Linked DNA regions of Homo sapiens: region 2 is linked to region 1. Evidence: chromatin contacts called from ENCODE Hi-C or POLR2A ChIA-PET data. All regions are on one chromosome and are shown on one strand. The core of a region is the stretch at or near the end of the contact, and the rest is flanking DNA. Distances in the headings are between cores, read along the strand shown. Region 1 holds the start of PIP4K2A (phosphatidylinositol-5-phosphate 4-kinase type 2 alpha). Region 2 holds the start of EBLN1 (endogenous Bornavirus like nucleoprotein 1).

What was found. Hi-C counts contacts between places; a loop is a spot of excess contacts on that map. ChIA-PET counts read pairs that join two places held with the same protein, here RNA polymerase II (POLR2A). Pooled maps may share reads with other maps.
Region 2: a loop to region 1 is called in a map with no recorded cell type, with 2.3 times the contacts of the local background. The contact joins the promoter of EBLN1 here to the promoter of PIP4K2A in region 1. A Hi-C loop is called at or near these places in 4 of 168 maps with a recorded cell type or tissue (B cell, OCI-LY7, ascending aorta and 1 more), 5 of 37 single-sample maps with no recorded cell type and 21 of 50 pooled maps. POLR2A ChIA-PET finds 5 or more read pairs at or near these places in 4 of 52 experiments (SK-N-SH, WTC11, activated CD4-positive, alpha-beta T cell and 1 more).

What each region holds. Positions count from the first base shown.
Region 1 is chr10:22,711,839-22,717,102 of GRCh38, forward strand. It overlaps PIP4K2A (phosphatidylinositol-5-phosphate 4-kinase type 2 alpha), which reads right to left and starts at 2,740. Exons shown (of 10, transcript NM_005028.5): 1 at 2,345-2,740. The coding sequence starts at 2,488. RefSeq lists silencers at 1,476-1,585, 1,886-2,005, 2,176-2,255, 2,556-3,225 and enhancers at 2,386-2,994, 2,995-3,602.
Region 2 is chr10:22,216,096-22,221,500 of GRCh38, forward strand. EBLN1 (endogenous Bornavirus like nucleoprotein 1) reads right to left here and starts at 1,920. Exons shown (of 3, transcript NM_001394757.1): 1 at 1,821-1,920.

The DNA of each region.
Region 1 (5,264 bases), core at 1,490-3,989:
GTTTTAGATTTCATGTTTATATTACACCTCCATTCTTTTTTCAAAAATAATATAGTAAAGAAAATAGACATTTTGAAAAAAAAGGCTGTGAAACAGACCTTTCTTATGTCAACTCAGAGCCCTCAAAATAAAGACAGTTGGATAAAAATATTAGAGGTGTTTTAGCAATTCTTCCCACAGTAGCTGGCACTGTATGTGCCCAATATATATCTGTTGAATGAGTAACATGCTTACATTTATATGAAATGGAAACTTCACTCCTCTGGTTGTGGATACTTAGAACTGCCAACTTCTCTTGAGAGCAAAAGAAAATAACACCAAATGTACTATTTACAAGTCATACACTATGAAACACTTAAGTAGTTTCAAAATATTTCCAATTAGCAAGAAACTCTAAAACAAATGTAGCAATTCATAAATATAAGGTAGCAACGTAAGTGGTTACAGTAAAACATACACAATTACAAGATTTTTTAAGGCAAACTGGAATTCAGACGAGTTCCCAGAAAGCACACTCTTTTTCGGCAGCATATTGTTGACACTACCTTACTAAATTAAACCCCGAGACAGAAACACTCTCCTGACCAAAACACCAGAACTCCAAAGGAGATAAAAGCACCATAAATATGAGTAAGCACTACAGTATTCATCCTTTTTTTAAATTGTAAGTTTCTATTCTAGTAATAAGGGACCCAAAAACTACTAACATAAATAATAAAAGAGCTTAACAAAATTATACATAACTCTACATTGTAAACTTATTACTTAGGAAAAATTGCATTTCATTTTCCGTAATAAAACTTGAGAGAGGAGTTTTTGGTGCAGTAATGCATGCTCTTGTAACAACTTACATTCCCAAATAGCTAAAGAAGTTGCCAGGAAGTTAAAATGAACTTCAGTGAGTCAGTCATTAAGCTGGATAAAAATAATCATTTCTCAACTTTTCCAAAAACACTCACTCCATGCAAACACGATCGATCCTGATACTGTTTTGCCCTTCCCCCTGCTCAGCTTGGGGAAGAAAAATACAAAAACGATGCTTTTAGGCATTTTAAACAACTTCACTACATTGAGGGTGTGTGTGTGTGTGTGTGTGTGTGTGTCTGTGTGTGTGTTTTCCGAAAAACCAGCATGGTTTTCTGTCATTTCCATTACGCTGAAAAGGACATACAGACATCCATCGAAATCAAAAGCAGGGAAAGCGAACTTACACTTTTCCCCAGATGCTAAGTGACTGCAGTGGCTAAGGTCATGGTCAAAATTCACAGCTCGTTTAAACTTTCCTGGCTGAGCCAACAGCTCCGATCATGTTTCCTGATCCTATCGAAGTGGATTAAAACTGCAGGAGTTTCTCGCTGTCAGATCAGCAGGAGGCTATTTCAGACCCTCGAACCGCAGTCCGCATAGCCCGCAGCGGCGCATCCTCCAATCCCCGACTGTGCGTGACGCTAACCTTTCCACGCGTTCTCCAGCCTTTCCCACACCCCCCACAGCGGGTGCGGCCAACTCGGGACCCCCTCCGCCCGCGCCCGCCGGGACCCCCGCCTGCTGTCCCCGCCCCGGCCGCCCTTCCGCAGTCGGTGACTTCTGCCTGACTCCCCAAAGTGGGGGGAGGCGACGAAGGGAGGAAGACTCCCCGCCAAGGGCTCTCCAGCCCGCACAGCGGCAGGGCGATGCGGGAGAAGCGCAGGGATGCCGCCCGACGCCAGAGCCATATTTACATCGGCTGCTGCTTTGCCAAAAAGCCGACTTGTGCCCAGTAATATTGCCTTTAAAGGAAAAAGAAAGGACCTAAGCACTAAAGCTGCTGCCCCAAATCTGCTCGCGCTCCGGTATCCTCGCCCCAGTGCCCCAGTGGGAGGCTCGCACGCGCCCAGCCCGGGACAGGTACACCTGCCCGCAAGCGGAAGACGCGGGCGCCGCGCGGCCCCCACACCGGGTAGCGGTCGCCCGGACCCGGCCCCCAGCAGCTCCCGCCGGGGCTGACAGCCGAGGCGCCGTGCCCCGCACAAACTTCCTACCTCCCAGGCTGCGGGGACCGACCTGCGGGCGGGCGGGCGGACCGGGGGCGGCACTGGCACCCACCGTGAGACTCACATGCACACGGGACCCCCGACCCGCACCGGGCCATAGATCTAAAGGGGACGCAAGTGGTGGTGCCTGGGCGGCCCAGAGGGCTGGGGGCACGCGCCGCGGGGCTGGGGGCTTCGAGGCGGGCGAGCAGCCGGAGGTCCAGGGCTGACTCCGGCTCCCCGCCCCGCAGCAGCTGCAGCCGGAGGAGGAGGGGAACGAGGAGGAAGAGGAGGAGGAGGAAGGGGACCGCGCGCCGCAGCTGAGCCCTTACCGAGTGGTTTACCCCCCACATGAGGACGCTGAGCAGCGGGTCGCTGGCCCGAAACAGCTTCACTTTCTGCGCTACGAAGTGCTTCTTCTTGGTCTTGGTCTTGCTCGCCAGGACAGAGGACCCTAGGTTGCCGGGGGTCGCCATGGCCGCCTCCTATGTCCCCTCCACCGCCGTGCTCCCGAGGCCGGGGACCCGCCCTCTCTACACCCCGGCCCGGGGAGGCAGCCGCATCCCCCCGGCGGCGGCCCCGGCGCGCCGCGCTCCGCTCCGCCCGCCGCCGCCGGCGCGCTCAGCCCCACTCGGCTCGCTCCGCCCGCTCGGCCCGGCAGACTGCGCTCGGCTCGCGCCCCGGCCCGTATCCTGCGCCCGCCGCGGATCCGCGCTCAGCCCGCGGCTGGACCCGGCGCGCGGCGAGCGGCTTCCGCGTTGGGCGCCGGCGTCATGACGCAGGGGGCGGGCGGGCAGGCGGGAGGCGGCTGCGGCGCCGCGGGCGGGGCACTGGGTGCGGGGCGCGGGGCGCGGCAGCTGGACCGTTAGGCTGCGCCTTCCCGCCCCGGCTCCGCTGCAGCCGGGCCGCCCCCTGTGCGCGGGCGACCTCCGGGCGTTCGCTCCCTGCCCGCGGAGGAGGCCGTGGGTTGCGAGCGGGAGCCTGGGGACCCCGGCTAGGCGTCCCCTGCCGCTCCCCAAGGAGGGAGAGGACAGAGTGGGCAGAGTGAGGAGGTTGGGGAGAGGAGCCCCCAGGCGTCGATCAGGCGAAGGAGGGAGGCTCATGCACTCACCCACGCCACGAGTCAGGAGACCCAGCCAGGTGTGAAATGCTGCAGGGAGACCAGGGCTTCCCAGCACCGAGGGGAAGGACCCGGGCACATTGCCGGGTCAGTCCCTGAAATGAACTTAATACTTTTGTGCGGATAACCGTCTGGCCTTTCAGACCCTCGATATGGGCCTCCTGGAGCCATTCAAGAGGGAGACTCCCACGTAATAGGCTGGGCTGTCACTGCCAACCCACTCCGTGCCCGGGGCAGGAACCTCGGACCTCATCGAGAGCCCTTGGCTTAACCAGTAGAATCATGCCCCAAAGTGCACCTTCTTCCAATCCATCACTATGGTACTTGCCATCCCTGCCTGTTTTCCAGTGCACTCACCGTCCGTGGAAATCTGTTCACCGTCTTCCTCCAGATACACCTAAATGTAGCCCTTATTATGCTGAGAATACTTGGCCTACCTCAGGAAGCTGCCATTCCAAGTATGTCTAAAACCCTGCTGCCCCCATATCGTCCTTGCAGTCGTCATCCTGTGCTATTTACTCTGACCCAGCTCACCAGTCCTCACGGAGTAGGTTCTTGGAAACTGTCACCTTAAGCAAAACAACATATAACAAAACCAAATTTGCCATAGGCTGACATATAAAAAAAGAGTTAAGTTCCTACAGCATTATTTCCGGTTACAAAAACATCACCGAACTTCAAAGTAAAAATTCAAAACACTTCTAATATTAAACATTAAAATAAATGTGAGCTATACCTCTTTTTTATTTTTATTTTTTCCCTTGAGATAGGGTCTCGCTGTGTCAACCAGGCTGGGGGTGCAGTGGTGCAATCACAGCTCACTGCAGGCTCTACTTCCCCAGACTCAGGTGATTCTCCCACTTCAGACTCCCCAGTAGTTGAGACTACAGGCGCGCACCACCAAGCCTGGATAAACTTCTTGTATTTTTGGTAGAGATGGGGTTTCACCATGCTGCCCAGGTTGGTCTCGAACTCCTGGGCTTAAGGAATCTGCCCACCTTGGCCTCCTAAAGTGCTGGGAATACAGGCACCAGCCACTGCACCTGGCCTACCTACATTTTTTAAAGATTGATAAAAACAAGATAATGGTTTGCCAAATTTCTAGTGATTAAGTGAGCGATGGTTGCTGTGGTGCTGGGTTAAGTCAAGGAATAAGTGTTTGCAAAGCAAAAGTTGCCTGTAGGACCTGCTGCTACCATGAAATTCAAAAACAATCACAAATATGGTAGCTGAGTGCACTCCTATCTCATTTATTGTCGTGCATTTTTATGATTAATGTACACTTACATATTTTTATTTTACAGTCATTTGTTTCACGGATTTATTCATTTTTCCAACTCATTTATTCCAGTTCAAGGTCACAGATAGTGGGAGCCTTATCCCAGCTGCTCAGCTTGGGCAAAAGGTGGGAACCATCCCTGGATAGGATGCCATTCTGTTGCAAGACACACACACACACACACACACACACACACACACCACACACACACACACACACCCCTACACTCACTTAAACTGGGACCATTTAGGAAGGGGGCAGTGATTCATGCCTGTAGTCCCAGCACTTTGGGAGGCATGAGGCAGGTGGACTGCTTGAGCCCAGGAGTTGGAGACCAGCCTGAGCAATATGGTGAAACCCCATCTCTACCATAAATACAAAAATTAACCAGGCATGGTGGTACACACCTGTAGTCTCAGCTATTCTGGAGGCTGCAGTAGGCGGATTGCTTGAGCCCAGGAGTTGGAGGCTGCAGTGAGCTGTGATAATGCCACTACACTCTAGCTTGGGTAATAGATGGAGACCCCGTCTCTTAAAACAAAAAAAAAAAAAGAAAAGAAAAACTACTGGTATCATGTAGACAAGCCTATGAACTGAACGTGCATGTCTTTAAGATGTGAGAGGAAACCAAGGTACCCAAAGAAAACTCTTGCAGGCACGAGGAGAACCTGCAAATACAAACAGTGGTCCCGGCTAGAAATCCATTTTTTTCTCATCAACATTATAACAAAACAACATTGAACAAAATGACAGTATTTGAGGACCCGCTGTAAGTTGTCTGTTGTCATTATTACTCCACTCAAATATAGTAGATACCTTCTGTGCCCTTGGCAGACTGCTTGGTCCTGTCAGG
Region 2 (5,405 bases), core at 670-3,169, 500 kb before region 1:
ATACCATAATGAGTACCAGATATTCAGAGAAGAGTTTCAGACTCAGTGTTTCAATATTTTATCTGCAGGTGACTGTGCTTCTATGATTTTTTTTTTTACCCCAATAAAAGTCATTCGGTGAAACCCAATTTAGGGACACCTCATCTGGCATGTACAAACACATTGCAAAACAAAAACAAAAACAAAAACAAATTAGTGATAACATACCCCTCAATCCATATATGTGATGTATTTTTCCTTCACTCTTTATTCTACAACTATATTTACAGTAAACATTTAGTCTTCAAACTGTTTCAATCTAGATTTGTTAAATCTTTTAAAACTAAAGATAATATATAACCTACTTTGAATTATCACCAATAGACTCAAACAGGGCAACAACCTCTTTAAGGAAAACAAGCTACTTGCATCAAAATGAGAATACTTTCTACTCTTCTGGAAAAATATCTAGATGGCAACATTCTATGTACAATAGGTAATTTATTTGTGGTTTTATTTCAAAAACTTAGAATATTTGTTTGAAATATATAATTCTCATCATTGGTAGTTTGGCACATAAAACTCTTCTAAAAATATAGGTTAGACATATACAATGAAGACTGAGGAAGGACAGGATTTTAGTGAAAAGTTGCAATAATTTATAAATTGTGCTAATACAATTAAACGGAGTATAAATCTTCAGAAATTTTAACTTGATTTTCAAAACACTGGAAGTTTAATCAAGAATCACGAGTACTTCTTGCCCTATGTGCACTCCATCTCTGTTTTGCCAAAATCCACATAATCAAAATTTTTTATGATTTTCCTTAAGACTATTTTATCGAGATCAAAAACTAAGTAAGTACACTTGAGCTTCAAGTCTAAAACACAAAACTTGTGCGCTGCATCATTTTACCTTGACTCAGCCAATCAGAATCCAATGTTGCCTGGGAAACCCTCTCACGCTTATTACAATAACAATTCTGTTGCTTGATTTTTAAAGCAATAAATACATACTCAGAAATTATTTATATATATATGTATGTGTATATATATATTTTTTTGTTTTGAGACGGAGTCTCGCTCTGTTGTTCAGGCTGCAGTGCAGTGGTGCAATCTTGACTCACTGCAACCTTCGCCTCCTGGGTTCAAGTGATTCTCCTGCCTCAGCCTCCTGAGTATCTGAGATTATAGGTGCGTGCCACCACGCCCAGCTAATTTTTCTATTTTTAGTAGAGATAGGGTTTCACCAGTGCAAAAACTTATCATCCTGGTTTCTTTTCCCTGATCAGTATGAGAAGGCACAAAGGAATAAAGAGAACTGCTTCACTTTCATACTGTTCTCATATTCATTTCTTATGTGCCAAGAACTTTGGTAATATAAAGAAAGACAAAGAGGAAAAAACATATCCTCTGCTTTTTCTGTATATCCTGCACACCATACATTTCATTACACACCAATGTGTTTGTCAGATTCAACTGCATTGTTATTTTTTATCTTCCTTGGTATACGCAAGAAAAATGGAAACAAAACTTAATGGAAAACAGAAAACTGTAATAAATGACAAAAGCAGATACTACGTTGGCTACATTCTCTGACTACACCATGATATAACCATAAATTCGTAAAATTAACTTTGGAAAAAACAACCACTTGAAAAAGGTTAAATATTAAGTCTCTCCTAAATAACTTCTAAGTCAAAAAGCAAGCAACAAATACAGACTATTTAGAAAATAATGTAAAGAGGAGTAACTAGGTGTATTAGTCCGTTCTCACACTGCTGTAAATATACTACCCGAGACTGAGTAATTTATAAGGAAAGGAGGTTTAATTGACTCACAGTTCTGCATGGCTGGGAAGGCCTCAGGAAACTACAAGCATGGCTGAAGGAGGAGAAGCAAGCACCTTCCTCACAGGGCAGCAGGACCTAGAGAAAGAGCAAGGACGAGGGGAACTGCCAGATGCTTTTAAACCGTCAGATCTCGTGAGAACTCACTCACCATCACGAGAACTGCATGAGGGAAATCCACCCCCATGATCCAATCACCTCCTACCAGTCCCTGCCTCAACAGTTGGGATTACAATTCAAGGTGAGATTTAGGTGGACACAGCCAAACCATGTAACTGCATAGCAAAATCTCTGTCGTTTAAATATAAATCTTAATGACTTTGCTGTTTTTTAAAAAATTAAAGTATACAAAGCAAATGTGTAACAAAAAAGAAAAAAACAACAACAATGACCTAAAAAGACAGGAAGAAATAATACATATAAAAGGAAAAATAATAAGAAAAGAAACCACTCCTAGGAGACTTGTGCCATGGATACTATGGCCCCTCACCCAGTCCCCCTTCAGGTTCAAGGCTGTTGCTGGGAGTAATTATTGGCTGTTGATGGCTCACAGCTGAATCCATTTTCTGGAATTGACCTTGGTTAAAGGAAGTTGCCTCAATACATTTATGTCTCTTCTTCAAGGGTAGCCCACAATCCAATGACTGAATTCAATGCAGCGATTCAAAGACCCAGCCCTGGTGCCTTGGATTGGTACATCTCTGAATGCTCTTTCAGCCTCAATGCTCCCCCTGGAGCCAGCTGAGGCTACTGATGCAGCTGCATTTCAGTTTGGCTTTTTCCTCTGCTCAGTACTATTTTCTCCCTGGCTTCCTCAAAGGAGTTGTTTCTGAGAGCACTCTTCAATAAACTGTACATGCAAATCTCAGAGTCTCCGGGCATCTGACCTGCAGCAGCTAGTGCTGGAAGTGATCCTAGGAAAGTGGCTTTAAAATGAGACCGCAGGCACAGCCAGATCACCCACTGGCAGGCAGGTACTGAAGACCCATCACTGGGGATAGATGGAGCATGGATACCTCTGGCATGAGACAGTGGTGCAAGTATTAAAACATTCCCGGTGTGAGCTGGCGTTGGATACCAGTAAAAGGGAATGCACTGGCAGGTGCAGTATCAGGATTTTGAGAGCTAGAGAAAGTGGTAATTACAAGGATTAGGGAATTGGCTGCTGCTGACAACAGTGGATGCCCTAGAGGAAGACAACAAAAGGCTGAGGTTAATTAATCACCAATTAAAGGCAAGCAGCAAAGTCAGACAGCCTCTTCCACACCATATAAAGAGATTCTCATCTTCTATGAGCCAACACCAAAAGAGGCTAAGAATCAAGCCCGAGCCTCAACAATAAGAGTAACAGAGCTTCGGAAGAGGTTGAATGAGGAGAGGGCCTTGTTGGGAAGAAGTTGACCTTAAGGCATGGCATGGTGGCATCCTGAATTCCCACATTCTCCCAGACTCTGGGCCTATAGAAGTGGCCCACTTCATCCTGTTAAAGACCAGCACTGCTCGCTCACTTGAAGATGATGCAGTCATCTGCCTTGCAAGGCCACAGGCATTCCTTTCAGATCCACTTCTACCTCCTGTTTGAGCCATCAGATAAATGAGTAGGGTTGAGTCATAACATGAGCCAGCCTGCTGAAAGAGGGAAGAGTTGATGCTCTCAAAAGGAGATGTAGGACTGAGCTGACATATACCATCACAAACCAAGACAGGATATTTGGTGTTGGATCAAAGTGAGTAGAAGATAAGGCTGGATAAAGGAGGGTCAATCAAGACAGAGCATTGTCCTGTGAAACAGGATTTAACCCTGACAAGCAACCTAGGAGTTGGTGACAACACACTACAAGATCTTAGAAGCTTGTAGAAAACATGGCCACATTATGTGAGAGAAAGTGCTGGAACTTCCATGGCAGACAGGAAAATAAAGGATCAAAAGGTTAGGAAAATGTTCTAGAGTGAATATACCCTGTTGAGTGCCAGAAAACCCACTCACCAATGACAGACTGTGGGAGGGGCCAGAGGACACTGTTTAATAAAGCAATAAAGTCATCGGGATGAGGGGCACCAGCATCTCTGTGAAGGTCAGTGTGGCTGTCCCCTGTGGCCTTGGGCTGATATTGGTGATACTAGTACAGAACTGGGCTCCCTGATAACAATGGGGATGATAGTGTCCTGCAGTGATAAGGGCAGATTGTGGGCTATTATTCTAATGGCTGGCAAGTTTGGATTGAAAGAGGGAGAGGTGTCTGACTCACAGAGATGTGAAGCTGGTTAATGGAACATAGCATCTGTAGGGACATCTTGGATGAGCAGCCAATAAGCATATTACTCAAATTATACAATCAGGATAAATCGAGGCCAAGAGGGGTGGCTCGCACCTGTAATCCCAACACTTTGGGAGGCCGAGGCAGGAGGATTGTTTCAAGATCAGCCCAGGAAATGTAGTAAGACCCCCCGCATCCCTATAGAAAATTTAAAAATTATCCAGGCATGGTGGCATGCATCTGTACTCCAAGCTACTTGGGAGGCTGAGGTAGGAAGATCACTTGAGCCCAGGAGTTTGAGACTGCCACGAGCCATGACGATGCACGCCACTGAACTTCAGCCTGGCAAAGAAAAGAAAAGAAAAGAAATCAACCACGGATCTTCAGGAGATTGAGACCAATCAACCCAATAAAAATGACCATATTCTGCCTCATTTCTGGATCCGAGCCACTACTCCGGCTAGGAACTCGTTAACTGAAGGATAGACCAGGTCCCAGGAAGAATTCTATCACCCACAGCAAGTACATATGATAGATTCCCCCAGTCCTTTTTCCAAAGGGACATATAGCCATTTGTGTGGGTGAACTGGGGGAATAGGAATTCCTGACTTTTCAAGGGTTTGAATTCACATTGATACTAAAGGATCCAAAGCGTCATCACATCCCCATTTGCCATAGTTAGAGTGGGCACATTCCACAAGCCAGGTAATAAATGCAGTCCTGGGTTCAACACCAGCTTGGGCAACGTAGGGAGTCCTCGACTCTACAAAAAATTTAAAAAATAGCTGGGCATGGTGGCACACACCTGTGGTCTCAGCTACTTAGGAGGCTGAGGTGGGAAGATCGCTTGACCTCAGGAGGTTAAGGCTGCAGTGAATTATGATCGTGCCACTGCTCTCCAGCCTGGGCGACAAAGCAAGACCCGATCTCAAACCAAATAATAAAAAATTTGAAAAATTTTAAAAACCAAGACATATGATAAAAAATGGTTGTTGTTTTTACTCACTGAGTTTTATAGTGGTTTATTATGCAACAACAGATAATAAGACAGAACTTGGTATTTGGAAATGGTGTCTGCCTTAAGAAAAACTTGCAGCCTTACCTTGGGACCAGGTGGTAAGCAGGAGATGGAAGTCCTTAAAGAGCCCATTACTGAAGGCTTAAAAGACAGTAACGAAATAGCTATTGGAGTCTGAAGGAAAGGGGACATATTATAATTTATTAACAGGAGGTACAAACCCCACGAAGACAGTGGTGAAACTGTCATCTGCAGGAACGCGGAAAACAGAAAACGTACATAAGGAACTGATAGTTCTGG